Regions from separate parts of the Homo sapiens genome. Here region 1 is linked to region 2. The links are chromatin contacts, found by Hi-C or POLR2A ChIA-PET in ENCODE. All regions are on one chromosome and are shown on one strand. Each heading gives the region's core, a stretch centred on a gene start or an enhancer-like site at or near the end of the contact. The rest is flanking DNA. Distances are from core to core; before and after follow the strand shown.

Region 1 (6,381 bases), core at 2,583-5,082, 180 kb before region 2:
GAGATCAGCTACTGACCGAAGCTGGTCATTGCTTCTCCCTGGGAGCCACTGTGAATACATGCTACTATGACCCTGTTATTAACATGTGATATTGGTGTAGTATGTTTGTTACAATTAATGAGCAATTGTTCAAAATATATCAAAAATATTGGTATATTATTAACTAAAGTTAAGACTAGTTGACTAAAATTAGATGTTACTGAACATAGCCCTTCAACACATTTCACCATAGGTGAGAAATAAGCGTGCTTCTGCCCTCTCTGTTTTCAGCAGGGTAGAATTCATAGTGATGGCAAAGGCTGGAAGTGAGCTTTGTCTGTCTTTGCAATCAGCTGAGCCCACAGGGCAGCAGATGAGGCTGAGAGCCACAGTGCTCCGTACAAGGCTGCTCATCCACGACTAAGCAGTGTCTCCTCTGCATTTCCAGAAATGTCTGACTCAAGCTGCCCCTGCCATGGCTTCCTTAGGAGAAGGACGTTGTACTTGAACCTAGGGAAACAGTATGACTGGACAATCCAGAGTGCAGAGTAAAGTCATCCAACTTCACAGTGCTGTAACTGTCATCAGCTGGTAATAGAATACTTTTTTAGAGTAGCTTTAGATTTACAGAAAAATTGAGCAGAAAGCACAGAGAGCTTTACCCCACTGCATAGTTTCACCTGTTATTAACATCCTGCATTGGTGTGATATGTTTGTTACAATTGATGAGTCAATTTTGGTACATTATTAACTAAAGTTAATATTAGTTAACTAAAGTTAGATATAAACTAAAGTCCCTCGTTTACATTAGGGCTCACTCTTGTAGTTGTACATTCTATGTGTTTGGACAGATTTATAATGACACATACCCACCATTATAGTATTGTACAGAGTCATTTCACTGACCTAAAAATTGCCTGTGCTACACCTGTTCATCCCTTTCTCCCCTCTCCCAAGCCCCTGGCAACTACTGATCTTTTTACAATCTCTACAGTTTTGCCTTTTTCAGACTGTCATATAGTTAGAATCATACAATATACAGCCTTTTCAGACTGGCGTCTTTCATGCAGTAATATGTATTTAAGCTTTCTCTATGTGACTTGATGCTTATTTATTTTCATTGCTGTATAATATCCCATTGTATGAATGTACCACAATTTGTTTATCCATTTACCTACTGAAGAATATTTTGGTTGCTTCCAAGTTTTCACAGTTATGATTAAAGCTACTGTAAGCATCTATATGCAGATTTTTCTTTGAAGATAAGTTTTCAACTAATTTGGGTAAATACCAAGGAGCACTATTGCTGGATTGTATAAGGGTGTGTTTGATTTTGTAAGAAACTGAAAAACTGTCTTCTAAAGTGTCTGGACCACTTTATCAATTGGTTTTGACTCCTGAACCACTTTCATTTAGATGAGTCTAATTTTTCCAGAAAATACTTCAGAAATACACTAACTGTTAGTAACCTGAAACCCTTTTCTCACTGCACTCTTACATGGGACTTAAAGGTGAAATGCTGCCACCTTCATTCTTCTTTCTGTAGTCTTCCTGCTGGTCTCTGTTCTTGCTAGAACTAAACCATCCTAGCAGAAAACTTCCTCTTTTCCCTCTCCCTCCTTTTTGCTTCTCATCACCACCCTTTCCCCAGCAAAAGTTAAAGGGGAAAATGGACTAGAGCAGGGTTGGTAGGGGAGATCCCACTCCCATTTTCCCATAGCAGAGCTATTGCATTTTCTCCGGGATTTTTGTTTTCCTTTAAAATGTCTTAAATTGACACTGCTAAAAGATACATGATGCTCTCTGCCCCACAGCTCTGGGGTTGGCATGCCTTGTTCCTTACTGGTTTGTCTCGAGTCAATAAATGAGATTCTGCCCATACAACTAAGTGCATTTGGGGCATTAACTGAACAGCTTTGCTACACGTGGCTGGTAAGAACATGTATTGACCTGAGGGAGATACATTAGGGGCCTTAAAATCTGGCAGTGGACCAAAAGAAAGTCAAATGCATCATCCCCGTGTGTTTCTTCCCTCTTGGGGCTTCCGAGTCTCATTGGAACCCCACCACTATAAAACACCTGGAGTGGGTTTTGTGACTTGTCAGTCTTGTTACTTTATAAATAGGCTTCATGTTGTGTAACCTGAATGCTTTGGGTTAATACAAAGAGACAGACAAGACAGGCACAGGCTGATGACCTGGAGAATAGAGGGAAGAGCTGACAGGAAAAAGCATTCCAGGTAAATGGGGCAGGTTGGATCACCATGGTCCTTCTGTGACCATTTTCAAGGCTCTAATGAGTGGCCCTGTCTGCTCATGTGACTACAAGCTTGTTGCATTTCCCCTGAGTTTTGGGTACATCTGCCCATATACAGTTGGAAACTAAATGACCTGCAGTTGAAGAGACTTTCTCTGTTGGGGCCCAGAATTTCTCAACAGAGTGCACTGTCAATATGTTAAGCAAGACAAGGTTCTGTGCATTACAGAAATCAGAAACTTAGCATCCGCGGCCCCACCATTAAGTACCAGTAGTGCCCCCTAGTCCTTGTGACAGTCAGAAAGCACCTCCCACCACAGGTTCTCAGATGCTCCCTAAGGGGCATCTGCTACCAGCAGTAAGAACCCCTGGGCTAGCGGGTGGTCTGGTCAAGGTCTCCCAGTGAAAGGGAGTAAATCTGAGTACCACCCCGTCCACTCCTCCTCTTCAGCACCTGGAGCCTGCACTTGTTGCCCAGGCCTTTCTCCCCTACTAGCCTCTTCTCCCTCCTCCTGCCCCTTGCTTCTGGGGCCCAAGGAGGAGAACTTAGAGATTCTGCCAGTTTGCAGTGTGATGTGGGTTGAGAAATGTGGAGCTGCAAGAAGTAAGTGTATTTACCCCTTAACTCTTGAAAACCTGTAGTTCTGGGGATTTGTTTCCTTCTTGATTGAACTTGCTTCTTAATCAGCCACCCTTATCAACTCAAGTGAGCATGCCTAAGGGGTGTCCTGTGGCCAGCCCCCAAGGTGGACAGTGGGGATTAGCAATGGGGCAGCATTGTCCCCTTCCCCCATCCCCTACTTCCAGGCTGATGCTGCATTGATCTGAGATTCTGCCAAGTCACACTGGTATTTGTATTGGCCCAAACCCAAAGCCTCACAATGCCTTCTGCAGGGTGGTTCCGGGGTGTCCAGGGTGTTGTGCACCAGGGTGCAGGGATGAGTTTGTCATCACCAAGCTATTCACATGGAGGAAATGGGACAGAGTTCAAGGATTGCTTGTTTTTACCTCCTCCCTGCTCATACCCTACTTTCAAGCCACTTGTGTGAATGATGCCCACACATGGCTTTGACTGAGCTGAGGGGATGGGCTTGGTTTGATTTCAGCCACCAAGAGTCTAACTTTGCTGGCCCGAGGTGCACACCAGCAGAACCACTGCTCACCTGGGCCCAGAGGATGGTAATTCTGAGACATCACAGGCCAGGGAAGTTGAGATGGGGCCAATGGGCCTTCACGGATAGGGAGGGACTTATAACCTCCCCATGGATCCTTCCAGAGGTGGTGTTTGGTTCCTGTACTTCTTGTCAGCCAGGTGCCCTCTGCTCAGCTGGTTCACAATGCAAAGGGCCCAGGGCCCTGTGGATAGCTATAGCATCTGCCACTTTATCCCCAGCTTTGTCCCTAGCCCACTGCCGCCATCCCCTTCTTCCTCCCTCCTGGACTCTGGGAAAATCAAGTGTAACCCTTTCCAGAGACACCTCAAGGCCTCGTGTCACAGTGCCAGTCAGCTGGAACAGGTTTTCAGAGTGCCTCAGCTTGGCACGGCTTCTCTGCAACCTCAGAACTCGGCCCTGGTAGAGCCTGTTGGTGATTCAGCAGCTGGGGAACTCCAGCCAGCCCGAGAGGGCTCGGCGATACTCGCCCTGTTGCCTTGAAATTCCAGGAATTTGGATGGGGGCCCTCAGCCAGCCAGTGCGTGAGCAGGCCTGGGGAAGAGGAAGGTTGACTCAGTACCCAGCCCCTGGTCTAAGTCTTTGATAAGGCTTAAACTCTTCGGAAGAGACAATTGCTTCCTCCTGGCACAAAAGGGTGTGGCATAGATCTGCACAGGTGAGAGCAAGCACAGGGCCTTCCTCACCTCTAGCCAGATGCGTGCTGCATCCTGGTTAACACTGTTGGATAAAGATGTTTTACCTATCTGCTATTTGCTTTGCTTTATGAGAGAGGGTTCTCTCGGACCACCAGATCAGTGGGCAGCCTTATTCTATAAGGCTTTGAAGTGGGTAACATGTTGGGGAGAATACAGGAAGATGTCTGTGTGGCAGTGTGAGTTGTTGCATCACAGTGGCCGGGCCTTAGAAACAAAAGTGTCTCAACAGGAAGCAACTGGCTCCTCCTCCAAGGGTCTCTGTGCCTTTTTTATTTAGTTGTTTATTTTTTGCATGCTTCTCCAGATGTCAGGAAAAGCATTTCACCTCCTTTTGCAGCTATGTTACTTCTCTGTTAACATAGCTGCAAAGGGTTATGTAACAACTAGGTTACTTCTGTGGTGTCAGTTCTGGGCACTTGTTAGTGGCATTGACTCTAAAGAGTTCAAAGCAGTTTGCCAATATTCTCATTTGTCTCTTGAAGTAGGGAAAGATAGTAACCAGCTCTCCTAAATCAGTAATGGTGGGAAATGAGGTCTGGGCTGAGAGAAGGAGGGACAGGAGATACTAGTCCATGTGAGTGACCTGATCTTATACCCAGCCCAGTGCTGGTGGGTATTAGGAGGTGCAGGCAGGGAGCTCTGCCTGCCAGAGTGGTCAGGGGGCATCGTGGAGGACTTGGGGATTGAGCTCGACCTGGAAGGCTGGTAGAAATGACGTCAGGCAGTAAGGAGGCTTTTCTACGCAGAAGAGAAGGAGTTAGTGTTTGTAAGAGACCCGGACTAGGTAGAAACATTTGGGTGGAAGAAAGGGCTGTAATAGGGAGCATCAGAGATACAGGAACACCAGTGAGTGTGTTTGCTTCAATCATCTGGATTGTAAACTCCTTGTGGCAAGTCTTGCCTTTGCTTGAAGAGCCCTGGGACACAACATTCACAACGAACGTTCACAATGAGCGTTCACTCCTCTGTCTTAGCCTCCTTGGGATATGGCCAGGCCTCTTTGGGGTCACTGGATGGAAGTCTTTGTGTTCTTATAAAAGTTTCAGGAAAAGCCAACAAAATGAGTTAAGGGTAGGAAAATAAAATATTTCAGGGGTCATCTCATCGGGTGACCAAACAATGCAGGATCCACTTGACAGGCCACTTCAGCAGACTTAAATCCGGGCTTTGGATAAGGATGACAGTTCCTTCATTCCTCATGGATTTTTCAATATTGTAGTGGGAATATTTAATATCATTTAAATAGAAAAACACAGATTTAACTTACCACCCAACTGAACAATGGTACAGCTATTTATAATGGAGTTCAATGGCTTTTGAGAATTGGAAGGATCCTTTCTCATAGGAAGGGACTTTTCATTCATTGCTCTCTGCCCAGCACCTAGACAATGTCCCGCTAATGGTGCAGCAGGTGCTCAGTGAGCACTTGTTGAATGAATGAATGTCAGGATTCAAGTGCTCTGTGCAGCAAACCACCATGGCCCACGTCTACTTAAGTAACAAACCTGCACATCCTGCACGTGTACCCCTGAACTTAAAATAAAAGTTGGCTGTGATCCCAGCACTTTGGGAGGTCGAGGCAGGTGGATCACTTAAGGTCGGGAGTTTAAGACCAGCCTGGCCAACATGGTGAAACCTCGTCTGTACCAAAAATATAAAAAATTAGCCGGGTGTGATGACACACACCTGTATCCCAGCTATTCAGGAGGCTGAGGCAGGAGAATTGCTTGAACCTGGGAGGTGGAGGTTGCAGTGAGCTGAGATCATGCCACTGTACTCCAGCCTGGGCAACAGAGTAAGACTCCATCATAAAAAAGTAAATAAATAAAAAATAAAAGTTGGAAATAAAAATTCAAGTGCTCCTCATCTCCACTGAAATTAGAGTAAGAACCAAGACCTAGAGCTGTAGCGGCAGGGATCTAGACTAGAAGTAAAGGAATTCCCGAGGATCTGCAGGTTTTCCCATTCCCCATCTGTACACCCTCACTACTCACTACCCAGCCCCTAGTCCAAGTCTTTGATGAGACTTTAACTCTGTTTTCAAGCTGGTGACCTCTTAGAGAAATTCAGTTCAACATAAATGTATTAAAATCCTATGTAGGTGCGTTAGGCCAGGTGTAAGGATAGAGATGATTTAGCCACAGCTCCTGACCGCACTAGAGAGGAGAGACAGGTAAGATGTAAAAACTTCTGAACTGCAAGGCAGAATAAAGTAAGGATTCCTCTGAGGAAGAAATGATTATTTCTGACATTTGAGCAAGGCTTTGAGAGGCCAA
Region 2 (6,274 bases), core at 1,469-3,968:
GTCAAAAAATCCTAAATCAAACAATCCTAAGTCAGGGACCATCCACACAGTCTTCAAGAGGTCCCTGGTACAGGCAGGGCTGCCTGTCTCTCTTCTCTGTTCCCATGCTGGGGCCTCCCTGGTTGTTCCCTGCCCTCCCTCAGGTGCTGTCAGTCCACAGAGAGAAGAGAAGCCATGTTCAGAGGCATGGCCAGGTTCTAACAAAAGGGGAAGCCAGTAGCAGTGCCCAGGCTCAAAACCTTCCTCTAAAATCTCATCAGCACCCCCTCACCACCACCCCACACAAGCCACCTCCTAAAACACTCGGTGCAAAACCCTGCAATTGCAGCTTCAAGACAAGTTCCCTAACTCTGTTCCACTCTCTTCCAGCTGGATTGCATCCCCTAAATCCAGTGATCCAGAAATTCTGGAGCCTCCACCAGGAAGAGAGAGCATAGGGTTGGATAACAGGGCAGGTCCCAGGCATTGTTTTGATTCTTGTTCTAAAGGGGCTTGGGCCCTCAGAACAAACTGGAAAACCCACCACCTTTTCATACCAGAGCATATCCCTGGTTTGCTTGAGAAGGACTCTCTAATGGCAGAGTTTTAGAGCCTCTAGGGGGAAAGGGTGAAGGTTGCATAATTGCTTACAAAACCTAGGCTAGGCACGGTGGCCCACACCTGTAATCTCAGCACTTTGGAAAGCAGAGGTGAGAGAATCGCTTGAGCTCAGGAGTTGGAGACCAGCCTGGTAACATAGTGAGACCCCGTCTCTACAAAAATTAAAAATTAGCCAGGCGTGGTCCCAGCTGCGCGGTAGGCTGAGGTGGAAGGATTGCTTGAGCCCAGGAGACCGAGGCTGCAGTGAGATGTGATTGTGCCACTTCACTCCACTCTGAGCAAGAGAGCAAGACCTTGTCTCAAACAGGTCTCTAAGGAGTTCTTAGAGAACCCAGCAACACCTGAGGGACCCTTAAGGTCTCCTACAGGTAGCCAAGACTCTTAAAACTAGGACTAGGGCACAAAGGACTCAAAGGAAGAGTCTGAACTGAAATGAGGACACACTTAGCATGATTGAAGAGAGTTTAATAAAGAGATCAGTCGCATGGTGGGAACCAGATTAAGGGCAACAATCCTGTGATTTATCCTGAAACTAGCAACAGTGGGGAGCTGTTGCTATCTCTAGACCTGAGGGGCAAGGGAGGGAGTGGACACACAGAGAGACCCATGGCCATGGGAGCGAGCTGTTTAAAGGGAGTCACAGCCTTCAGCAGAGAGAGGCAGCCATCGCCAGCCCAAGCCCTTAATGAGACACATTAAGCCTCAAGCACCTTTAACCGCTTTTGCACTTAAAGCAGAGGCCCATTGGTGAAGCAAAGGAGAAATCACAGAGTGGCCCTCTGCTTCTTACTCTCATTCCTTGGCCCTAGAGTTGGGTACTTCTTACAGCCAGGGGACCTGCAGGCTCCTGTTCATTGCCCCCATAGCAGGAAGACAAGGGAGAGCTGGGTTGGATCTTACCTTGGTGGTCCTGGGCCAGATGAAGGATGCCACCTAAACCTCTCTCACACCACCACCCACGTGCACACATACACTTGTACATCTCTATGCATATGTATTAAGAGCTATCAAGGGGCCGGGCATGGTGGCTCACGTCTGTAATCCCAGCACTTTGGGAGGCCAAGGTGGGCAGATCACCTGAGGTTGGGAGTTCAAAACCAGCCTGACCAACATGCAGAAGCCCTGTCTCTACTAAAAATACAAAAAATTAGCCGGGCATGGTGGTGCATGCCTGTAATCCCAACTACTCGGGAGGCTGAGGCGGAGAATCACTTGAACCTTGGAGGCGGAGGTTGCGGTGAGCCGAGATCATGCCATTGTACTCCAGCCTGGGCAACAAGATCGAAACTCTGTCTCAAAAAAAAAAAAAAAAAAAAAAAAAGGCTGTAAGTACTCTGCAGTTGTTAGTTATTTTATTATCAGGGATGCTCTTGGTGGGGTAAATTGGTCTTTAAAATACAAAGAGATTTTGAAGGTCCTGAAAGCAACCTGGAGTGGAAGCGATGAGAAGAAGAAAAAGAGGAGGGCAAACAAGTAAAGAGAAGATCATAAGATGGCTTAAGATTGGAGTCCACTGTAATAAAACAACCAACAAGACATCTCTAGTGGTGGGATGTCAAAGGATTGTAAGAATACATTTAATTTGGAACTGCTGCGTTGTCATGATGTAAACTCCTCCTCTGCCCCAACCCCTAGTACCACAGTGAAGTCTGATCCACACACAACTTGCCTTGTTTGGCGGGAGTGTGGATCATGTGGAAAAAGGAAGAGATTGTACTGCACACATAGGAGAAGGCAGAGTTGGATGGAGACAGTCTTTAAACTGAGGAAGCAGAAGTTTAGAACCAGTGGAAACCATAAGCCTCTCTCCCACTATTTCTCCATCCACACCCTAGCCCACAGCCCTAAGAACCCACAGAAATGTTAGGGAGACCTCTGGATTTCCCATTTGTGAAATAGATGGCTCAAAGGAAGTTTATCTAATTCTTAAGGAATTAGGTGACCCTAACTGACACTTGGGCAACACTTCAATAGACTCAAAACAGGCTGAGACAAGGTTCTTGAATTTGCTTTATTCTGTTATTCAATGATTAGTCATTCATTCATTTATTCACTCATTCAGACATGCAGGCAGTCAATGAATCACATCTACAGAGGATTGGCCACAGGGAAGGCACTGAGCAGTAAGCACTGGAGATTCAACAGTGAACAAGTTCCTGTCCCCACCCTGAAGGCACTTCTGACTGATGAGTGACACAGGCAAGATGAGCACAGAGAGACAAGGAGGCACAGGACCCCGTGGTCATCCAGGCTCTAGGCAGTAGAAGTGGCACATTGGAGGGAAGTGGCAAGGAAGCCCTCCCTCTGGAAATGATTTGGCTGTGGCTGGCATCACCCAGGTCCCTCCAAATGCCTTCCTTTCAGCTGTACCCCAAGACCCATCTTGGCTACTTACAGTCCCCTTCCTCTAAGCAGCAAGTTCTTCTCCATCTCAGCTGCAGCCACTCTGACTTCTGGATTCTCCTCACTCCAGTCCAAGCAGTGAAGTAAGACAGTCTTCCCGGCTCCCTTTTTCTGTTACTTCTCAAAAAATAAAGTACCCAGGCATCTCAGTTTTAAGGATTTGACTGCTAATTACTATAAGGTCATAGGGGACATAAAAAGTGATAAAATGGGTCTGTGTTAGTTACAAAGATTCCAAAATCTTACCACATTCTTAAAGTCCTGATCTTGAGTCAGGAGTTCCTGACTTTCTCTGAGATAGTAAATGAAATGATGATGATGATAATAATAATAGGAGGGGCCAGGCGTGGTGTCTCATGCCTGTAATCCTAGCACTTTGGGAAGCTGAGGCGAGTGGATCACTTGAGTTCAAAACCAGCCTGGCCAACATGGTGAAACCCCATCTCTACCAAAAATATTAAAAATTAGATGGGTGTGGTGGCACGCACCTGTAATCCCAGCTACTCAGGAGGCTGAGGCAGGAGAATCACTTGAACCCAGGAGGCAGAGGTTGCAGTGAGCCGAGATTGTGCCACTGCACTCCAGCCTGGGCAACAGAGTAAGACTCCACCTCAAAAAAATAATAACAGCAGGTATTGGGTGTCTAGGATTTCCAGGTACTTTGCATTCCACAGATATACAAATTTAATAGAATTATCCCCTTTTTGCAGATGAAGAAACAAAGGCTTATACAAAGTGGCTTGTCCAGGGGTGCAAAGCTAGAAAGACATGGATGGTAGGGCCCTGCTATTTGCACTGCACCCCACTCCACGTGTATTCCTGAAGGCAGAGTTCACCACCTCCCCCTCCTCCCTTTGACTAGACCTTGGGCAAAGGTCTGAGGGACCCATTCCCCCATGCTAGCCCCTCTTCCCAGACTCAAAACAGAATCATGGTTGCTTTCCCTTGTTTCAAGTAGGCAACCAGCCTCATCAAGGGTCCCTGGGCTAGGCGATGCCAGGCTGCTCTGAGCTTCAGGACTGACCTGGATTCCTTACCTTCCTTTTCCTCACAAGCACATTCTTATGCTCAGGTAAGCAAGGAACTCACTCAACAAGGAAGAGGTTGGAGCCTGCAAATAAGGATGTTTTCTGTTTCACATACTGTTGTAAGGATAAAATCATTTTTGTGAAAACATGTGACACAGAGTAGGTACTAGATATGTGTGAGTTGATGCTAAACAGGCTTTTCACTCATCTCTAACAAACTCTTCTCAAGCCATCTACCCAATCCTCACTGCTCACTTGAACTAGCTCAGCAGACCACCCCCTCTCCCTAAATCTTCATCTCTTCCTGGTTTTATTAGTTCCCATCTCTCTCAGAAGGAACACCCACCTTACCCCTCTAAGGCTGACCCCTCCATCTGGATGCTGGACCCCATGCCTCACACCAGGCCGTATCAGTTATTCCTCTTTTTTTGTTCGCTTTTTTTTTTTTTTTTTTTTTTTTGAGACGGAGTCTCACTCTGTCTCCCAGGCTGGAGTGTAGTGGTGCGATCTCCTGTATTCAAGCAATTCAGCCTCCTGTGTTCAAGCAATTGTCATGCCTCAGCTTCCGAGTAGCTGGGATTACAGGCATGCGCCACCACACCCAGCTAATTTTTGTATGTTTAGTAGAGATGGGCTTTCGCCATGTTGGCCAGGCTGGTCTCAAACTCCTGGTCTCAAGTGATCCGCCGGCTTTGGCCTCCTGAAGTACTGGGATTACAGGCATGAGCCACCACGCCCAGCCCAGTTATTCCCTTTTAGTCTTTGGTTTCTCATTCCATCTCCTTTCCCTTGCCTATGTGCCAGCTTAGTCTCACCCAAGATTTAAAAAACAAAAACCTCATGACCCTTCCCTCTTCTCAAGTTATAGCCCTTCACTCCTCCCTCCCATCTCTACTGCACTCCCTAAATGCCCTGCCTACCTGGTTTCCTGCAAATGGCATCATAAAAGTCACCAGGGACCTCCTCATTGCCACATCTGATGGTTCCCTTTTTTCTTGATTTTGCAGCTGCACTTGACCCTGAGGGCCACTGCCTCCTAGAAACCATCCCAGCCCATGCCACCATCTCACTGGGTTTGCTCCTGCATCTCTGACCGTGCCTTCCCAGCCTCCTCTGCCACCTCTTTTTCTCTTTAAATGTGGAAGCCCCAGTTTTCTTTCCTTGGCCCCTTTCTCCTTATTTATCACTCTTCCTGGACAATCACATCCACTCATACATCTGCATCAGTCTTCCAAGTCATCATTGCCAGCACCCAAGCACCAGAAGTATGGAGCCAGCCATGCTTTGGTGGAAATTGTGGGTACTGTGAGGGTGCTAGGCTTGGTGCTATCCTTCCCAAAGCTCAGACTTCTGCCTGGTGACCCATGGACACTTTATTCTTAGCTGTCAAATTGATCCATGGGCAAGGACTTCTGCTAGGCACTGGGGAGAATGCACAGAGGCTTAAAGCCCTGCAAGCTGGTCACTAGCCCCCCTTCTCCTTTGCTGGGTTCCCCTCCCTTAGGACATCCACATGGCCACACCCCCCCATCACTGCCATCACAAGTTCTATGCAACAGAAGGAATGATCAATTCAAAAAGGATAAGCCGCCCCTTTGCCAACACCCAAATTCCTTATTCTGTCTCCCCAACACACTTCCCATCACTCCACCCCATTCCCCAGTCAAATGGATCCAGCGTCACATGACAACAGTGCCCTCTAGAGGAGTACTTTTCAAATTGCAGTGGTGCTCTCGATGTGGCTAATTCATTTTCCAAAGGTGACTCGTATGTCCCATCCCACCTGCTGTTCTTACAATGGGACTTTGACACTCCACCCATTATGAAGTAGAGTCTATGTTCCCTTCGCTGCATTGGAGTGGGCTTGTGATTCTGGAGAAAATGATGCTATATGACTTCCACTTGGAGCTCTGAGGCACCTTAATCAGTTCAACTGCCCTGAGGCTGCCATGCACAAGGAAGCCCACACTGAGACCACACGGGGATGCTACCTGGAGAGAGAGATAGCTAATTCAGTCTGTCACTTCCAGCCCCAGCTACTGACCACAGTCACATGAGACACCTAAATCAGAACGGCCCTACTGAGCCCTTCCCAAATTGCTGCCCCAAAGAAACCATGAAAGATACTGAAATAATTACTGTTGCTTTAGGTCATCATGTTGGAATGATTTGTTATGCAGCAATAGATAACTAGATCAGTGGGTCATGAAATCATTCAAGTGTGTCATGACCAGCATTGATTT

Evidence for each region. Hi-C counts contacts between places; a loop is a spot of excess contacts on that map. ChIA-PET counts read pairs that join two places held with the same protein, here RNA polymerase II (POLR2A). Pooled maps may share reads with other maps.
Region 1: a loop to region 2 is called in a map of PC-9, with 7 times the contacts of the local background. The contact joins two enhancer-like sites. A Hi-C loop is called at or near these places in 2 of 168 maps with a recorded cell type or tissue (PC-9 and mammary epithelial cell) and 5 of 50 pooled maps. POLR2A ChIA-PET finds 5 or more read pairs at or near these places in 1 of 52 experiments (RWPE1).

Annotation. Positions count from the first base shown.
Region 1 is chr2:70,521,987-70,528,367 of GRCh38, reverse strand. All of the region lies in intron 1 of TGFA (transforming growth factor alpha), which reads left to right. Among named protein-coding and RNA genes, the nearest start is that of TGFA, 29 kb to the left of the region's middle. RefSeq lists an enhancer at 3,740-4,356. Within about 2 kb of position 3,832, at least 21 of the 41 ENCODE cell types and tissues checked have a DNase peak (open chromatin) inside an H3K27ac peak, as active enhancers do; they include PC-9 and mammary epithelial cell, where a contact is called at or near this core.
Region 2 is chr2:70,340,820-70,347,093 of GRCh38, reverse strand. It overlaps the pseudogene BRD7P6. Among named protein-coding and RNA genes, the nearest start is that of FAM136A, 42 kb to the right of the region's middle. Within about 2 kb of position 2,718, at least 3 of the 41 ENCODE cell types and tissues checked have a DNase peak (open chromatin) inside an H3K27ac peak, as active enhancers do; they include PC-9 and mammary epithelial cell, where a contact is called at or near this core.